2 separate regions of the Homo sapiens genome follow, and region 2 is linked to region 1. A link is an interaction called in ENCODE POLR2A ChIA-PET data of the cell type or tissue named here. Cell type or tissue: HCT116. All regions are shown on one strand. Links, peaks and the distances in the headings refer to the core of each region. The heading gives the core; the rest is flanking DNA. Region 1 has its middle 8.2 kb from the start of LINC02058. Region 2 has its middle 190 kb from the start of LINC02058.

What was found. Peaks named below come from ENCODE experiments on the same cell type or tissue, not always from the same donor. Only the 100,000 strongest peaks of a DNase experiment are listed, where the experiment ranks them.
Region 2: POLR2A ChIA-PET joins it to region 1 with 9 read pairs; 1 of 35 experiments calls an interaction of 5 or more read pairs at or near these places.

What each region holds. Positions count from the first base shown.
Region 1 is chr5:92,942,982-92,953,077 of GRCh38, reverse strand. No RefSeq gene overlaps it. Among named protein-coding and RNA genes, the nearest start is that of LINC02058, 8.2 kb to the right of the region's middle. In HCT116, for the core only: no CTCF peak of the experiment used is centred there; no DNase peak of the experiment used is centred there; H3K27ac peaks cover 1,664 bases.
Region 2 is chr5:92,744,514-92,754,609 of GRCh38, reverse strand. No RefSeq gene overlaps it. Among named protein-coding and RNA genes, the nearest start is that of LINC02058, 190 kb to the left of the region's middle. In HCT116, for the core only: no CTCF peak of the experiment used is centred there; a DNase peak (open chromatin) is centred at 4,479; H3K27ac peaks cover 1,307 bases.

The DNA.
Region 1 (10,096 bases), core at 3,677-7,676:
ACTAGGGCCCAAGGACAAGTATGCTTGGCCTGCTGCTGCCATGACTGGAGCACAAGGACAAACCCACCTGACATCCACATGCTCAGATAAACTTCACATAGCCTCACTAACAACCACACCCTAAGCCACTGAGGAAATCACTGACACTGTTTATAGCTGAAGAAATCATATGGAGACTACACTACTGCATGGGCTTAGAATCAAAGCAAATGTACCCTACTCAAACAACACCACAGATATATCTTCAGGGAAAACTTCTCTCCTACAAAAGCAAATTCAAAAAATTGGAAGAGACAACTGTTATACCGGATGCACAAATATTGATTTAAAGACACAAGAAACATAAAAGAGCAAGAAAATATGACACCTCCAAAGGAATACAATAATTTAATAGCAGACTACAATCAAAAACACATTTATAAAACCTGGGGAAAATAATTCAAAATAATTCCAAAAAATCTCAGTGAGATGCAAGAGAATAGAGAAAAAAATAAAATAAAAAAATCAAAAAAATAATTCAGGATATGAATGAAAAATTTATCAAAGAGATGCCACACAAAAGAACCAAACAGAAATTCTGGAACTGAAGAATTCATTTTGTGAAATACAAAATACATTAGAAGACTTCAATAATAGACTAGATTAAATGGAAGAAAGAATTTCATAACTTGAAAAAAGGTATTTTGAAATAACCCAGTCAAACACAAATAAATAAAAAAGAATTGAAAAGAATGAGCAAGGCCTACATAACTATGGAACACAATAAAGTGACCCAATATTCAAATTTTCAGGTGTCCCAGAACACATAGAAAAAACAAAAAAGATAGAAATCCTATTTAATAAAATGATAGCTACAAATTTCCCAAGACTAGCAGGAGATTTAGACATCCAGATACAGAAAGATCAAAGATACCTAAAAACATGCAATTCAAAAATATCTTCTCCATGGCACATTATGGTAAAACTGTCAAATGTCAAAAAAAAGAGAATTCTAAAAACAGCAAGAGAAAAGTATATAGTTACTTATAAGGGAACCCCCATTGGACTAGTAGCAAATTTCTCAGTAGAAACCTTACAAGCCCAGAGAGAATAGGATGATATATTTAAAGTGTGGAAAGAAAAAACTTGACAGCCAAAGATACTATACCCAGCAAAGTTGCCATTCATAAATGAGGGAGAAATAGTTTTTCCCAGACAAGCAAAAGCTGAGAGAATTCATTACCACTAGACCAGCCCTATAAAAAATACTTAAGGGAGTCCTACATCTGGAATCAAAATGTTGGCATCTACCATCATCAAAATTCATGAAAGTATAAAACCCACTGGTACAGCAAACACACAAATAAGGATGAGAAAGGACTAAAGTGTTACCACTACAGAAAACCACCACACCACAGTGATAAAAATAAGGTAGGAAGAAAAGAACAAAGGATACACAAAACAACCAGAAATTAATTAATAAAACAATAAGAATAAGCCCTCACATATCAATAATAACCCTGAATGTAAATGGATAAAACTTTCCACTTAAAAGATATAGACTGGCTGAATGGATTAAAAAATAAAAACCATAACCCCACTATATATTGTCTTCAAGAAACTCATCTTATATGTAAAGACACACATAGACTGAAAGTAAAGAGATGGAAAAAATTATTCAATGCAAGCACAAAACAAAAGGGGGCAGGAGTAGCTATACTCAGGTAAAACAGACTTTAATTCAAAAACATTAGAAAAAAAGAAAGACAAAAAGTCATTGTATAATGATAAAGGAATAAATTCAATAAAATGATATAACAATCTAAACATATACGTACCCAACACTGGAGCAGTCCAATATATAAGCAAATATTATTGACCTAAAAGGAGAGATAGACTCCAATACAATAATATTTGGGGAATTTAACACCCCACTCTCAACATTAGACAGACCATCTAGACAGAAAATTAACAAGGAAACACTGGATTTAAACTGCACTTTATACCAAATGGACTTACAGACATTTACAGAATATTTCACCCAATAGCTTCAAAATATACATTCTTCTCCTTAGCACTGATATGGTTTGGCTCTGTGTCCCCACCTAAATCTCATATTGAATTGTAATTCACATTGTTGGGGGGAGGAACGAGGTGAGAGATTATTGGATCATGGGGGCTGACTTTCCTCATGCTATTCTTATGATAGGGTGAGTTCTCATGAGATCTGATGGTTTGAAAGTTTGTGGCACTTCCCTCCTTGGTATCTCTCTCTCTTTCTCTCCTGTCACCATGTGAAGAAGGTGCTTGCTTCCCCTTCACCTCCTGCCATAATTGTAAGCTAACTGAGGCCTCCCAGTCATGCTTCCTGTTAAACCTGCAGAACTGCGAATCAATTAAACCTATTTTCTTCATAGATTAGCCAGTCTCAGGTAGTTCTTTATAGCAGTATGAAAATGAACTAATACAAGCACATTGAACATTATCCCATATAGACCCATATGTTAGGCATGAAACAAGTCTTAAAATTTTTTAAAAAGTTGAAATCACATCAAGTATCTTCTCAGACGACAGTAGAATAAAACAAGAAGTCAATAACAAGAATTTGAGAAACTGTACAAAATACATGGAAATTAAACAACGTGCTCCTTAATGACCTTTGGGTCAAAGAAGGAATTAAGGAGGAAATTAAAAATTTTCTTGAAACAAATAAGAATTGAAACACGACATTCCAAAACCTATGAGATATAGCAAAAGTAGTGTTAAGAGGGAAGTTTACAGCAATAAATGCCTACATCAAAGAAGAAAGATTCCAAATAGACAGCCTAACAATGTACCTCAAGGAATCAGAAGAGCAAGAATGAACCAAACTCAAAACTAGTAGAAGGAAAGAAATAATAAAGATAGGAGCAGAACTAAATGAAATAGAGACTAAAACAAAAAATACAAAGGATCAATTCAATGAAAAGTTGGTTTTTTGAAAATATAAACAAAATCAGTAAATTGGTAGCTAGGCTAATCAAGATATAAAGAGAGATGACTAAAAGAAATAAAATCAAAAATGAAAAAGGTGACATTTCAACTGATACTACAAAAAGACAAAAGATCATCAGAGACTATTACATACTGGGAAACCTAGATAAAATGGATACATTGCTGGACACATACAGTCTACCAAGATTGGGTCAGGAAAAAATAGAAAACATTAACAGACAGTAACAAGCAATGAGATTGATTCACTAATAAAAAGTCTATTAGTAAAGAAAAGTCCAAGACTGATGGCTTCATTGCTGTATTCTACCAAACATTCAAAGTAGAACTAACAACAATTCTAAAATTATTCTGAAAATTTGGAGGGAATACCCTCTAGCTGGGTCTATGAGGCCAGGATTACCCTGACACCAAGAACAGACAAGGACACAACAAAAAAGAACTATGGGTCAATATCCCTAATGAACAAAGATGCAAAAATTCTCAATAAAACACAAAACTGAATCCAACAGCTAATCAAAAAGATAATACATCATGACCAAATGAAATTTATCTCAGGAATGCAAGAGTAGTTCCACATACTCAAATAAATAAATGTGATACATTATGTCAACAGAATGAGGGACAAAAGTCAAATAATCATCTAAATAGACACAGGAAAAGCATTTGCTAAAATTTAATATTCTTTCATGATAAAACTCCCTAGAAATTAAGTATAGTAGGTATGTACTTCAACACAATAAAGACCATATATAACAAAGCCCAGCTAAAATTATATTAAATGGGGGAAAAGCTGAAAACCTACCTGTAAGAACTGGAACAAGGCAAGGATTCTGACTTTCATCAGTCCCATTGAACATAGTCCTGGAAGTCCTAGCCAGAGCAATTAGGAAAGAGAAAGAAATAAAAGGCATCCAAATTGGAAAGGAAGAAGTCAAATTGTTTCTCTTTGTAGATGACATGTTTTAATATCTAGAAAAGCCTGAAGACTCCAGCAAAAAAAAAATTTTTAGATCTGATAAGTAAATTCAGTAAAGTTGCAAGATACAAAATTACCATACAAAAACAAATAGCATTTTGATACACCAATAATGAACTAGCTGAAAAAGAACTCAAGAAGGCAATCCCATTTACAATAGCTACAAAAAATTAAAATACCTAGAAATAAATGTAACCAAGAAGGTAAATGACCTTTATAAGAAAAACTATAAAACACTGATGAAAGAAATCAAAGGCAACACAAACAAATAAAAAGATATCTCATGCCCATGGATTGGAAACATTAATATTGTTAAAATGACCATACTGCCCAAAGCAATCTACAGACTCAATGCAATCTCTATCAAAATACCAATCCTAAAATTTATATAGAAGAAAAATGAGCTTGAATATCTAAAGCAATCCTGAACAAAAAGAAAAAAAGCTGGAGGCATTACACTATCTGACTTGAAAATATATTAAAAAGCTATAGTAATCAAAACAGCATGGTATTGGTATAAAAACAGACACAAAAACCAGTGGAATAGAATAGAGAACCCAGAAATAAATTCATGTATTTACAGCCAACTGATCTTCAACAAAGGCACCAAGAACATACATTGGGAAAAGGACAATAAATAAATACTGGTTGGGAAAATTAGATATCCATATGCAGAAGAAGGAAACTGGAGCCTTATTTCTCACCATACACAAAAATCAATGTAAGATGGATTAAAGACTTAAATGTAAGACCAGAAACTATAAAACTACTAGAATAAAACATAGGGGAAACACTTCAGGACATTGGTCTAGGCAAGGATTTTATGGTTACGATCTTGAAAGCACAGGCAACAAAAACAAAAATAGATGAATGGGATAATATTAAACTAAAGAGCTTCTCCCATCACAGAAAACAATCAATAGAGTAAAGAGACAACCTGTTGATTGAGAGAAAATATTTGCAAACTATTCATCTGACAGGGGACTAATATTTAAAATATATGAGGAACTCAAACAATGAAACAGTGAAAATTTCCCATTAGAAAGTGGGCAAAGGACACAAACAGATATGTATCCAAAGAAGACACACAAATGGCCAACAGATATATGACAAAATGCTTAACATCACTAATCATTAGGGAAATGCAAATCAAAACCAAAATGAGATATCATTATACCTCAGTTGAAGTGGCTACTATTGAAAAGAAAAAAAAAACAGATGCTGGCAAGAATGTGGAAAACAGGTAACTCATGCACTGTTGGTGGGAAAGCAAACTAGTTTAGCCAATATAGAAAACAATATGAAAATTTCTCATAAAACTAAAAGAAATACCACATGGTCCAGTAATCTCACTACTGGGTATTTATCCAAAGGAAATCAGTAAATCAAAGGAATATCTGCATTTGTGTGTTTATCACACCACTATTCACAATAAGAAAGATGTGAAATCCACCGAAATCTCTATCAGCAGACGTCAGGATAGAGAAAATGTGGTTTACATGCACAATGGAATACTATTCAGGTGTAAAGAAAAATGGGATTATGTCATTTGCAGCAACATGGATGGAAATGGACGTCATTATGTTCAGTGAAATAAGCCAGGAACAGAAAAACAAATATTGCATGTTCTCACTCATATGTGGGAGCTTAAAAACTTAATCTCATAAACGAAGAGAATAGAATGATAGATACCAGAGGCTGGGAAGAGTGTGTGTGTGTGTGGGGCGGGGGGGGGTGGAAGGAGGATAAAGAGAGTTTAGTTAATGAGTACAAATGCAGGTAGATAGAAGAAATAAGCTCTAATGTTCCATAGCAAAGTAGGGTGACTGTAGTTAACCATAATGTATTGTAAATATCAAAATAGTTAGATGAGAGGACTTGAAATGTTCCCAACACAGGAATGATAAATACTTGAGGTGATGGACACACCAACACCCTGCCTTGATCATTACACAGTTCAAGAATGTAACAAAATACCACATGTACCCAATAATTATGTATAAATATAATGTATCAATAAAAATATTTTTAAAACTCCATTCATATTAGTCAAGCCAATGTCAAATATACTCTGCATTCACCCATAATCCTGCTAGCATCATTTCCTTTAATAGAAAGTATGTCTCATTGCTTGACGTCTGTCGTAATCATACACATCCTCCAAGGTGTCCTTTATTTTCTACCTCCTCCCTTAAGCCTTCTCTGATCATCTCATTCTCACTGATTTACCCTGCACTCTAATAGTTTTGTTGTTGTTGTTGTTTTATTGAGACAGGATCTTACTCCGTCGCACAGGCTGGAGTGCAGCGGTGTGATCTCGGCTTACTGCAACTTTCACCTCCCCTGTTCAAGCAATTCTCCTGCCTTAGCCTCCTGAGTAGCTGGGACTAAAGGTGCCCGGCACCAGGCCTGGCTAATTTTTGTATTTTTAGTAGAGGCAGGGTTTCACTATGTTGGCCAGCCTGGTCTCAAACACCTGACCTCAGGTGATCCACCCGCCTTGGCCTCTGTGCCTAGGATTATAGGCGTAAGCCACCGCACAGGGCCTCTTATAGATTTTTGTACTACCTACTTTAACATAAAGTTTTACTCTCTGAAATTGGTCACAAATTAATTCAGTTAATAAGCACTTTTTGGGTAGGGTCCATATATTTACTGTTCAATTTCCATTGTACTCTTAGCCCAAGGAAAGTACTCGACGTACATTTATTTATTGACTGATTGTAGACATGATCTTAGCTTATCTAATAGTTATTGATTTATTAAACACATTATATGTATTAACAAAGCACTAAATATTAAACAAACTGAGGTAGATCTTTCTGGAATAGTGCCAGAGAGGATATTCAATATACACAGAATAAGAAGAGCTATCATTTACTGGTCACTTGGCAAGCACTTTACTAAGGATTTTACATAGGTGAGCTAATTTAATCTTCTCAATAATCCTGAGTTAGACATCATTATGATTCTCATTTTATTTATGAGTAATCTGAAATTCAAAGGGACCCTCTCAAGGCACAAAGCTAGCAAGTGTTAGAATGGGTTTTAAATATAAGTGGTCTCATAGCTGAGCCCATACACTGAGCAGAATTTTCTCTCATAGTCTACATTTGTTTACTGTAAAATTTTAAGACCTAGGTCACTATCATAATTTGAATACAAAGTTCCCCTATATGCTTTGCTAAATACAAATAATAAATTTCCCTTTTTGCTTTATCAGAGGAGTATCAAGCCTTTGTACTTTGTCTTTGTCAGACATCAGAGAGAAAACCACTAGTCAAATATTCACCCATTTTTCAGTTAAGTCCACTTTATAAACAGCTCTTGGCAGCACAGAGAGCCCACATGGTGAGTGCATAGTGCTGTCTTTCAGTCATTCCACCACTGGGACAAGAGTTTCAAGGATCTGCCAGTCTTACAAATTAGTTTCAGAAAGACTTGTTTTCAATAGTTGAGTTTAAAAACATTCTAAATTACATTTACTACAGTTTGTTTAAAGCTTTTTTTTCTGGCCTATCTTTCTGAGTTGCAGCTTAATTTTTCACTGTCTCATTATAATTTCTCTCTTTTTTCTGGATTTCATCCTCTCATTCATTATTCTTTGTCTCCTCTCTTGTTTCTGGCTTTTCTTCCTGCAGCTGGGCTTTGGTTAGAAGGGGTGGACGCAGCTGCCCAACCGTTTTCACATTCTTTACTGATACGATTTTCTTGAGGTAAAACATCATTTAAGAAGTATTACTCAACAATTAAATGTTTCTGTCCTCCTCAAATTCTGTGTGTGAAAGTCTGCCAAGAAGATCCTTTGCAGTTGTTTGTATTGGTTTGGATCCCTTCCTGTTATGCATTATTTTATTTGTTCTGTGCTTGTTTGCCTTTTATGTAATATTTTCTCATAGTTCTAATTTCCTGTTTCTATTTAATCTTCACCACTGACTTGGTTCAACTGTTATCTTTCCTTTTTTTCTTTTTCAGGAGGAAGGGGTTCAAAGGCTACTTTTCCCTATAAGTTTTGACACTTATTAAACTACATGTTTCTTCAATGTAATGGGCTAAATTTTTACAGAGTTCAGGGGCAATTGTGAAGCTAGGAGTTGTACTCCTGCTTAGTTTTGAAGACTCTAACTTGTCCACTGTGCTCTTGGTTTGAAGCAGCAGCAATTTTTGTTGATATTACTACCTAAGGGTACAAAATTGTGCCCATGAGAAAGTGATCTGCTGTGGAAACCTTACACTATCTGGACTTCAGTGCTATTTCTAACTGGAAGTGCCTTAATCTTTCAAAAATTACAGTAGGCTTTTTCAGCATAGCATCTTAGCTGACTTTTCAATGGAACACTGAATAATTAAATATCAGGTTCTTCCTAAGTAATTGAACAAATCTTATTCATCATGCCTAGCTTATCTTTAGATAAATAGGGATGTATCAGGGTACTTCAATGCTGCTCTTCAACATTTACAGAAGGGAAAGGGATGGGATGGGTCCAGGGATAATATTAACGTATTTAACAATTATAAGCACCAACAATCAGAATGGAAGCCAGTCTTAGAGCAGGAGTTGGAAACCTTTGTCATGCCAGTACTTCCCACCTTGTTTGCTGAATTATTGGGAGGCTGGGGTCTTAGCAGTGGGGAACAGACGGTGCACTTAAGGCCCTTGAGCTAGTGTGGAATTATCTTAATACTTTAATAAGTGGCTACATTTTAGTCTTGGGTGAGAGTGTGCTCATTGTTGATTTATGTTCAGTTCAAATGCAGCAGTCCCTTCCAATTTATACATTGTGTTAGATTGGCCCGCAGACACTATGGGGATGGCATGTGATTTTCTACAGTGGTTCCTAGTGAAATCCTGTGTGCAGGTCAAGTTTAGATTTTTATTAATTGAGCTTCTCAACTCTATGGGAATCAGAGCCTACCACTGTCTATAGAAATAAAATTAAATATATATATATATATATATTTATTTCAAAATGCACTGAACTTGAGGTTGAGTTTTGGCCACACCAGTTATTAACTGCAATTTTGGGCAATTGCTTAATAACTTCATTTTCACCATCCTTTATCAGTAAAAGTGAGGGGATTGGATCAGATGAGTTCTACGTTCCCTTCAAGATCTAGCATTCTCTAATTCTATTTAAATACCAATAAGAAGACTTCTTTTGCCTGATATTTAATAGATAATTGAATAAAAATCAACTTACGTTTCAGGTCATGCAGGAAAACGTACCACATGACAAACTTCTGGGCATATAATCCATTCCTGAGAACTACTTATTCATTTCTTTCCACGAGTTTCCAACAGTGTTTAAAGACTATCTGGATAAACTTTTTTTTATTTGCATACAAAGGCAAATAATAATTATATAAAATAAAATACTTTTTCTCTATATGCTTAGCATCCAATTATTTTCTGAAGCATCACTATAGTCTTTCTGCAATGAAGGTGTAGTTATCCTAAACTCTTCCCTCTGTCTCATATGGAAGACAGAATTTTCAATGTTTATTTCACTTTAAGAATGGGTTGAACTTTTTGAAAGTGCATTGCTAAGATAGTATTTGTCATTTTCAGAACAATGGCAGAATTAGTTGTTTTTCACATTTATCAATTCATCACCATCAAAAAAAAGTCAGAACTTTTTTTTACTTTTTTTAAATTTTATTTTTATCTTAGTCACTAGACTACCAGGAACAGAACTATTAATATGTGGCATAAACCATCCTTACCCAAACTAACTAAATAAACAAACAAACAAGAAAGAGTAATTTCTTCTTAAACCTTAAAAACTGCTCTGAAATTACCTGAATCACACACTAGATTTCTTTTAGCCTTTGGCATTTCCACAGGTCTCTGATGTACAACAGCTAAATTGTCTAGGTCATATGGTTCTACCTTCCTACTGATACCTGTTTTACAAGACAGTAGTGTTAGTGCCTAATCATCACGTTTTGATGATGCCCTTATTCAAAAGATAAATCATGTTCTTTCACACAAAACAAAAAATATTCCCCTTAAGCTGAAAAGACCAATTTTGCCTTTTCTAGTTAAAGTATTAGTTATCATGCTATAGGTCCTCTGTGACAAATATGCCTTCTATGAGGCAAACAGCTCTAAGACAATGAGTGCCTTGTTTATGGTTGTGGTTCAAT
Region 2 (10,096 bases), core at 2,605-6,604, 200 kb after region 1:
AATGGTCATTGTGTATATCACCAAATTTCCACATCATTCAGCACATGATAGTAACTGTAGTCCAAAATTATACTATTTTTTCTTATGAACATCTTTTCTTTCTTGGGCATGTATTCTTTTCTCTGAAAAAAATTATATATTCAGTTAAAATGATCTTATAATCAAGTGAGTAGGCGTATAGAAATGTCAAATAGGAATGATAATATTTCCCACCTACTTGCCTTCACAGGGTGCTCTGAGAATTGATATGAAAATGTCTTTGAAGTGTTTTGAATTACTTGGAAGAAAGATATAATATAAATACAGAGTTGCATTTTTGAAAGTATGATTCCAATGGTCCCTCTGATAAGTCCCGTCACTTTTGAGCTAGAAGAGTTATAGTCACTTTCTTGTCCTAACTGCTCCCCATGGACTTGAAGCCTAGAGAAATGATCTTTTTGCATGCCACTGTGATACCTTTTATTTTTCAAGCAAGAGCGGACATTGATTCAGTGGATACTTAGCATTGATTTCATAGGTTTGGGTATTAAAGATGCTGTACTGACATCTCAATGTATTAGCTGGCTAAGGCTGTCATAACAAAATACCACAGACCACGTTGCTTAAACAGCAGAACTTTATTTTCTCACAATTCTAGATACTAAAAGTGTGAGATCAAAGTAACAGTACGTGTGGTTTCTCTGAGGCCTCTCTCCTTGGCTTGCAGATGGCCATCTTCTCCCTGTTTCTTCATGTGATCTTCCCTTTATATCTCTGTGTCCTAGTTTTCTTTGGAAAATCAGTCCTGTTGGATTAAGGCTCACCCTAATGACCTCATTTAAACCTAATTACCTATTTAAAGACCACATCTCCAAATACAGTGGCATTCTGATGTACTCAGGGTTAGAACTTCAAAATATAAACTTGGTGACAATGCAATTCAGTCCATAGCACTGGGTTTGGGCCTAACGTGGGTTAGGGCTTAGCATGAAGCATGGGCTGAGCCTAGCATAATGTTGCTTATTAGTTATTCTATATACCCAAACTATGGCCTTTTAATGCTTCCCATCCTTGGAATAAAATGTAAACCCCTTCCTACAACCCACGTGGACCTGTAGCTCTGGCTTTGGTCACGTGCCATTATCCCTTTCCACTCGCTTTTTTTCCAGACACTGTCCTCCTTTTAAGTTCTCAAACAAATCCAGCCCTTTCTTTCAAGATCTTTGCAATTGTCTTTGTCAGGTAGGTTCTTTTCTTTTCTTTTCATTCTTTCTTTCGTTGTTTTTTCTTTTTTCTTTTAAGACCGAGTCTCACTCTGAGTCAGCAGGCTGGAGTGCAGTGGCACGATCTCAGCTCACTGCAACCTTCACCTCCCGGGTTCAAGCAATTCTCCTGCCTCAGCCTCCCGAGTAGCTGGGACTACAGGTGTGCGCCACCTCGGCCAGCTAATTTTTGTATTTTTAGTAGAGACAGGGTTTCACCATGTTGGCCAGGATGGTCTGGATCTCTTGACTTCGTGATCCGCCTGCCTCAGCCTCCCAAAGTGCTGGGATTGCAGGCATCAGCCACTGCGCCCGGCAGACAGGTTCTTTTCTAAGCTCTTCATATCACCTCCCCTCAGGTCTTAGCTTAATGTTATCTTCACAAAGTGGTCTTCTCGGCCACATAATGTAAATTAGTCCTAGTAATATTTATCACCTTTTTCTGTTCATTTCCTGTATAATCTGTGAGAGAAAAAAAGCAGTAGCTTTTGATGCTTAAGAACTGCTATGACACTCAAACCTAAGCCTCAATATTATTATTAGAATATTATTAATACAAACTGATCTGACTTTTATAGCTAAGCCATGTTGTTCTCCTGTTGAACATAAAATTCTCACTGAACATTCCCATCTGGGCAAATGGGTCACTGGGTAATCCACAAAACAACAACCAATCCCCTTTCTTACTGAGTGGCTACTGCTTTTCTAAACCAGTTACAGTTTTAACCCTGCTCTAATCTGCCCTTCCTGCAGATAAGATTTATTGAGATATTCAAGGGTATAAAATCACCCCTGCTCTATGACAGAACTCAATCTAGAGTGATCTTGTTCCCTTAACCTCCTCCCAGTGTTACCCAACTAGAGCACAAATCCCTTAATAGTTTTTGTCTAATGTGCTCTCACTGAGATGCACTACGCTTCCCTAAGGCGTATGCTCTCCCTCCCTGCAACAGGTAATACACACAACGTGCTCACCTGCAGGTGTTCCTGGTAATCTTGGGCTGAGTTAACTGTGGTCTAGGTTGCTTATTTGGAAGTGCAAGCTACCTGAGGGAAAGACCTAGGCTTTCTTCTTCACTTCTTCATTGCTAGAAGCTTTCACAACTTTCACTTTGCCAGGCACATATCAGGACCTCAGTTAATATTTGATAAATGAATGAATCAATCAATGCCAGAATATTTGTGACTTTAGTTTATATACCCTTCAGTGCCTCTTATAAATTTTAGGCTTTTCTGGTAATATTATTGTACTATGAGGGGCAGCATATTTCTTGATAAGGGACTGACATATTGTAAATGGTGTATGAGGAAGTTTATTCCTGCTGCTGGAGAAAGAACGGATTCCACAGAAAAGAAAATAAAGATTATTGTGTTAGGTAATGAAAATGAGGTTTCAGATGGATGCTAGGGTAAAGTAAGCACATGGCCTGTTTGAGAAATATACTACATAGTAGTGTATCTTGAACATATATTGGTTATAAGGAGCCAAGATAATACGTTAGATAAAATAACTACAAGATTGTGAGTCTCCAGAGTTATCATTACATTTCTCATTGTTCTCATTCAATATTCACTGTTTGTACCCGTGACGGAAATCTACAAAAAATGTCGACTGCTTTCTTAGTCATTGTAAACTTATATTGTACAAATGGCTTGTATCTTTTTTTTTAAGTCATTTTTATGTGGGATAGGTAGATGAATTGTCCATATTAGATCTCTACACTTTAAATTATTGTATGAAAACATTTGGTAATTTATGTGTCATGCAGTTTTTGGTTTTTAAAATTGTTTCCTTTCAAAAAACTAAATTATAGCTACACAATTCATGGAAACAAGTCAACACAAAACACTTGAGCTCAATTTAAAGATCTTATTAGGAAAGAAACTATATCCTATCAAGTATGAAATATTATATTAATAGAAAAATATTTAATTTTACAAATATTTTTGAGAGCTAAGTTTTTGTAAAATAATGTACAACATGGGAATAACAGAGATAAAGGACACTTAATCTCTGTTTTGTATCTAATTTACATGGGCAATCCATATAGTAAATTCTAATTCTAAATTTTAAATTCTAGATCTATTGCTTCAATGCATTTAGGATAATCCTACAGAAAATAGATGTTCTGACTTTTATAATAGGATTATAATTTGCTCAAAAACTTAAAAATATTGGATTCAAAAGATAAAAATGTGTATCATTTTATCTAGAGTAATATAAAATGTTAATTTAAATTTCTGCAAGTAATGATAATATGTATCCAGATGTTTTTAATTTCATATAACCCTTGTTTTGGACTTAGTGCAAAGCAAAACAAAATAAAAACAAATAATCAAAAATAACAACAACCACAAAACCTCTGATGATTGAATTTAACAATGTATAATTCTATATGAAAATTACTTCTGAATAAGTAAATAGTATTATATTTATGTTTTATAAGAATAACATAGATTCACTTGTGCAGTATCTACTTATAATTGTTACATTTTTAATTTATGAAATCAAATTTGTTTTAGTGACCAATAATTAAAACTTCTAAGAAATAATTATACTTCTCCTAATACATATGTCTAGATGTTTCATTTCTAAATATGCAAGTTGAAAGCTTAATGCTTCCTTTCTATGGTTTAAGCTTCTAGGGACTTTTCACCTTTTACCATGAGTTACTATATTTAATTTCATGTCTTAAAGTCTTTTGAGCTGTGAGTTACACATTTAAATCTCCCAAAATGTAAGCTTAAAATGCATTGTTTCTATCAGACAGGTAACTTTATTTTATGGAGTGTGAACAGCTGTGCTAAATACTGACTTAATGTTAGAATCACCACTGGGAACAAAAGTGTAGAGTTTTGGTTGCTTTAATTAAAAAACATACTGTTTTCAAGTTCCACTTTGATACGTGTGACACAGGAACAAAAGTAAGAATAAAAACCAATAGAGATTATATTATTCCTTCATGGGACTAGAAAACAATCCACCACAAGGATTTGCAGTATCCCACCGTGAGTTCTCTCATTATAATTTTTTGTTTGTTTGTTTATATCTCTGCATGCAGCATCATGTACTCAAGTATATACTTGTTAAAACAGGTTTTTTGTTTTTTTTTCTTGACTCAGATAATTTCTGAACTAGTTAGTTTTTTGGTTCTCATCCAACTAATAAAGTTGTAGTAGAAAAGTTGTAGGTGACTTTCACCTAAGAAGGCAAGGTTAAGGCAGCATCAAGGGAATGGACCCGTGGGTGGATGTTTCTGTCAGGAATTTATCTCAAATGGTGTTTGTAGTCTCTGAGTCATCTTGCTTTAAAACAAACACAAAGAGCTCCTTAATCTGAGGAGGACAAAAGAATGGTGGGGGGAGAGCTTTAGAGTTTTTCTTCAGCTAGTCTCCAAAGGAAGGCTATTTGCTTATTTTCACCAGAATATGAGATGAGAGTGGCTATAGTAGAGAAGGTTTATTTTCTCTTTTTTAAGCATTAAACATGGGGCACTCATGTCCCAAATCTGGGCAGAAAGAATCAGCTTTCCACTTCGCCATTTTCTCCTTCCAGACTTCCAGTATTTTGGGGAAAGAGCAACCAGTAGCCTTTATTTTTATGATCCATAGCTATTGTTAGAATTAAAAATGAAAAAATCTGTATAGTAATCTGTTTAATCCAATTTAAAAGTATTTGGTTGAGAAATTTCTGGGGAGGGTGATATTTTGAAGATTGGAATAGAATGGGATAATATTCTCATTTTGCCTCTATCTACTAAATAAGTGTTCTACCTCCTAAGTCCCCCATTCTTTTATACTGTCAACATTATTGGACATGGGTTTTCCAAAAAAATAATAAATGGATTCCTGAAGCACAGCCAATTAACCACTAGGGACTTATAGGATAGTCCTTGTTAATGCTCATAATTTATGATTTTTTAAAAAGGACCAGATTCTTGCTAAATAACATTTTTATCTTAAACATTCCACAATTCATGAATGTTCTTCCCAAAATTACTCCATCTATTTTACTTGTATTAGTTCTGGTACATCTTCTACTTTTACTTTGTTTTTTTTTTCATTTCAACAGGATTTTACTTGATACTTTCTACCATGGTTTACACATAAATATATTTCTGAAATTAATAAGTAATCTCCTTGAGATACAGTTCTCTGAATTGTATCACGAACATTTACACCTTCTTTTCAGTATTTATATAAGTTCTAAAAGCAAGAATATATAAAGAAATTTGTTTGTCTTTTGCTTCATCTAATACTTTATAAGACACTATTTGACAACCATACAGCAAGTCAAGTTTTCTGTACAAAATTAGTCAGTTTCTGGGGTTCTGCATAGGTCTCACAGTGACATTTTCTGACATAGGTATTGAATTTTATCAGAATAGGTATTAGAATATCTCAAATTGTACCACTGGTAAAATTATTTTAAACAAAAACAACAACCGTGTTCCCTAAGTGCTTTCAGATAAAGGTGAAGTATTCTGGAAACTTCAACTTAAAAAATGGTAGACTTCCTCAGGTATCAGAACACAGAGCACGAGCACACAATGAACTCATCTTCTATGTTTGGATACATAATCATTAGGACTTACCAGTCTGCCAGTCTACCATCTGTGTTTCTTCTTTTAGGTAAGCACTAGATAGCATGCCATCGATAATGCATAGGAAACTGGAAACCTAATTGCATACTTATATTTGTAAAACTTTCTTCTTTTTTCCTTTCACTTAAGCTCACTCATCTATTTACCTAACGATTAATTTCCAGAACTGTGAAATTCCATTTCTTCCAATAAACTATATGAATACTTTAGATAATATTAAAAATATTTTAAATTCCATTCCTGTCAAAATATGTGTCTGTTTATGTCACTAAACTGGCATTTCCCAAGCTTGTCTCATCATCAGAATTATATGGGAAAGTAGAAAGAAGGAGAAAGGAAAGGAAAGAAAAGAAAAGGAAAGGAAAGAAGGAAAGGAAAGAAAAGAAAAGGAAAGGAAAGAAGGAAAGGAAAGAAAAGAAAAGGAAAGGAAAGAAGGAAAGGAAAGGAAAAGAGAGAAAGAAAGAAAAAGAGAAAAAGAAGAGAAGGAAAGACAGAAAAATCTTTAAGTAGATATTTGGATTCTATAAATCTGGATTGGAGCTTGGGAAACCATTTAAGTACCCTAGCTTATTAAAATTCTTGTGCATGTTTGTGACAACTGTACTAGATTTATTTATTGATCTTCACTCATATTTTATAAATACTTATTAAAAGCTAATTTTCACTTAGTGTTTTTGATAGCATTTTCTATTTTAGATGATAATTTCTACTAGGAAACGAATCAAGCTGACTATGACTTCTATTACTTTGTGTTCTTCTTAGTATCATGATCAGTTACTTACACACAGAAATTCCAATGATGTTTAATTGGCTAATTTGTTAGCTACTTCCTATCCTTGGCTCCTCTTCTTCCCTTGTCCATTATTTGTGGCTCCTCACAGTGTTTGGCCTCTTTGCTCTTCTGCTACATTCCCTCAGTTGAAGATGTTATCTGCCTGCTTATATTTAATAATCATTTATCAATAATATCTCTTAAGTCTGAATCTTGAGCTTGAACATCTTCATGCTCCCTGCAGTTTTATATAACTTCAAATCCAAGACAATGTATGTAAATTCAACAAGTGCTCAACAAATATTGAATTTATTGAACATTGATAAACTGTTTATATTTTTGTCCATATCTAGCATAGAATTTGTCTCAGATAAATTTATAAAGGAAATGATGCTGACTTCTAGAGACAGCAGCGTATCTATCACTAAGACACCAAAGCAATCTTTACTAAGCTAGGAGTATAGAAGAAAATGAGGGAGTAGCACAAGCTAGAAAATTGAAGACACAGGGTGTAAATTTGAATCCTGGTTTTGCCATTTAGTACATTAATTCAGGCTATCAATTTCTCCAAACCTCAGTTTTCTTTTTTTATTTAAAAATAAAATTGTATTTTTTATTTAAAAAGAAGATAATAATGACATACAGGGCTGTTGGAAGATTAGACAAATACTTATGTTGAATGAGCATATTGTACAGAACTGCAAAATGATATTTAATACTATTGTTGATGTTGTTATTACTACTCTATTTTTCATTACTTGCAAGGAATCTGATTTTAGCAGAATACATATCTGCTTATGCTTTGGGTACACTAAGCATACAGGATGAAGTTGAATTAAGTCTCTCAAAACCAGCTTGTTTACTTCTTATGGCAATGGGACTGACTGATCCTACACTCTTTATAGCTCTTGACTATTACATCTGAGTAACTATATAATCATTCCTATTGGTTTTTGGAGAAAGACTAACAACTTGGATTTAGTGGATTATACAAGAATACATGCAAGGAGGAAGAAAATATATTTTTACATATTAAAGTTTTCATTGAGAAAAGGAAGTCCACAAAGTCAAATCGAAAGCCATCTAAAAGGCAGTAGTTATCTCCTCTTTACAAAAACACGCCTGGAGGAAAAGTACATCCTTGAAATTTAAGAGTTGGTTGCATCCTAAGTAGTATTAGGCTGTGTCAGTAGTCTACAAGGTGTTTGCCCAAGGACGTTTTGCCATCTCTTCCATGATTTTCACAGGCTTCTGATGTACTTTTGAAAAATCAAAGTTCTGTTCAGTATTTGATATTTGTAGCTGACTCTGTGTAAAAGGTGAAGAGAAACCATTAGAATGATTTCCACTTCCTTATAGTTTTACAATATTCTATTCTGAAGAGTGGTCATGCTATACAGAATATACTGTTGTCTTAGTTTTGCTAAATATGTTTCCAGAAGGTTGAAACATTTTCAGTCTTCCTTACTTCCCAGCCCACTTTCACATGTTGTCTTTTTCTCCTGTTATATCACCTGCCATGTGCTCTTCTGAGATTTATAGAGGCATATGAGGTAGATTTAATTAAGAGTAATTTAAACCAGGCCTAGAAATGGCTTAGGGAAATTGAGGTTAAACCTCTAGAATTTGTTTTGTTTTGTTTCTTTAAAGAGGCTGGGTCTTACCATGCTGCACAGGCTGGCCTCGAACTCCTGGGCTCCAGCAATCCTCTTGCCTCAGCCACCTGTGCACCAACTCAACCAGCCTATAATTCGTTGATTTTTGGCTGCCTTGGCAATGCGTCAGAAATGAAAATCAGAACTAGATTCTAGTATCCATACTGTCAGTATACGTTATAGATTTTTTTCTTTCATTTTGATGTTTTGAGTGTATTACCCATCTGTCCATAGCTGCTGCCTTTTCTAATTTTTTTTTCCATTTCAGTGTGTAGAATACAATCTCACTGCTACAAAAGTTGTACAATATATTTTATTAATCTTGAGGAGGATAACTAGGAAGGTAGAAACAAATGCCAGTAGAGTAATGGTTTTTTTCAGCAAAGAGGATTACTAATGATAAATTTCTTTTCTAGGGGACACTTAACAGAAATAAAAATGTGAGTATGTCTGCCAAGATATCAGAAATGCTGAAGGACCAGAAAAAGGGGATGTCTGTTAGCCCCAGAATCAGCCCAAGTACCATCATTCTGGTCATTTCAACAGAGAATTGGCATGGGAAGAGAGGAGTAGGATTGGAGGTGGATGTACATATGTTTTGAGAAACAGTAAAGTAGATAAGAGGAGAAGTTCATCAAAGATTAAAACTCGTTCTCCACTACAGCAAATGATCCTGAAACTTTAATCAGATTTGTCTTTAGGTTCTCTTCCAAATGCCCACAGAACCACTGTCAAACAATGTAACCAATCAAACAAAAGCATTTCTGCCCCTCTACTTAAGGATGCCCTGAACTTTATTATGGGGGAATCAAAAAAATTGTGGGTTCAAGCCCAGCTCTGATAGCTCCAAGACCTTGGGAAGTCACATACCACATAGTTCTCATGGGAAGTCACATACCGCATAGTTCTCAGTTTAATCAATCACTGTAGAAGAAAATCATTGAGTAATGAGTCCAATCAACATAATGCTTGAAAAATGACCAGATCATTCCTGTTTTAATTGAGTAATAGGATTTTGAAAATAAAATAAGGATTATTCCTAGATGAGTTAAGCCTTCAGGTAAAAAATGCTTTGAACTAGAGACAAATTATTAGACTTCATGATTCCTTATGGCCTACCCTGTTTATCTCAACGAATCTATGCTTAGAAGTATTTTTGTCATACAGCTGTAATTGCAAATAGTAACGTGTTACGTAACATCATTGTTTTGGCTTCTTGATTTTTGACACTGTTGATTTCTTATGGGTAATTTGTAAATCAAGATATCACTATAAAGTAACACTAAAATTTCTATCACCAATCATAAGCCATCACAATAGAAATAAAATACAGATACTGATAGAGACAAATAAAATAGAAGTGTAATATTTATTATTGACTGAAAATTTCTGTTTTTTGTTAAAGAATATGTTTCAAATTCCCAGTTGAATTCGATGATAAATTCTTCCTTAAATGCCTCAGATACTACTTTTGATAAAAGGAGTGTGACTATTAATGGAGATGCTAGGTTACTAAAAAATACAAATAATTTAATATCTTCTTGTATGAAATTAAAAGCTTGTATAAAAGACCATAAGAATGAGCTGGAACTGTAAGGAAGGTTGATATATAAGTCTGTGTTTTAAAAATAAATTAAATATTTAAAAAATTCAACGATTTTAGGGCTTAACTGCATTCATAACTAATATTGTCACTGTTGCAGCTAAGTTTTAAAATTTACTTAACAATGCATGGATGACCATAGCTTCTGCCCATTTTAATGACACAAGAGCAATATCTTTTGACATATTCTATTCTTTTACTTTTAAACGGAAGATAAAATG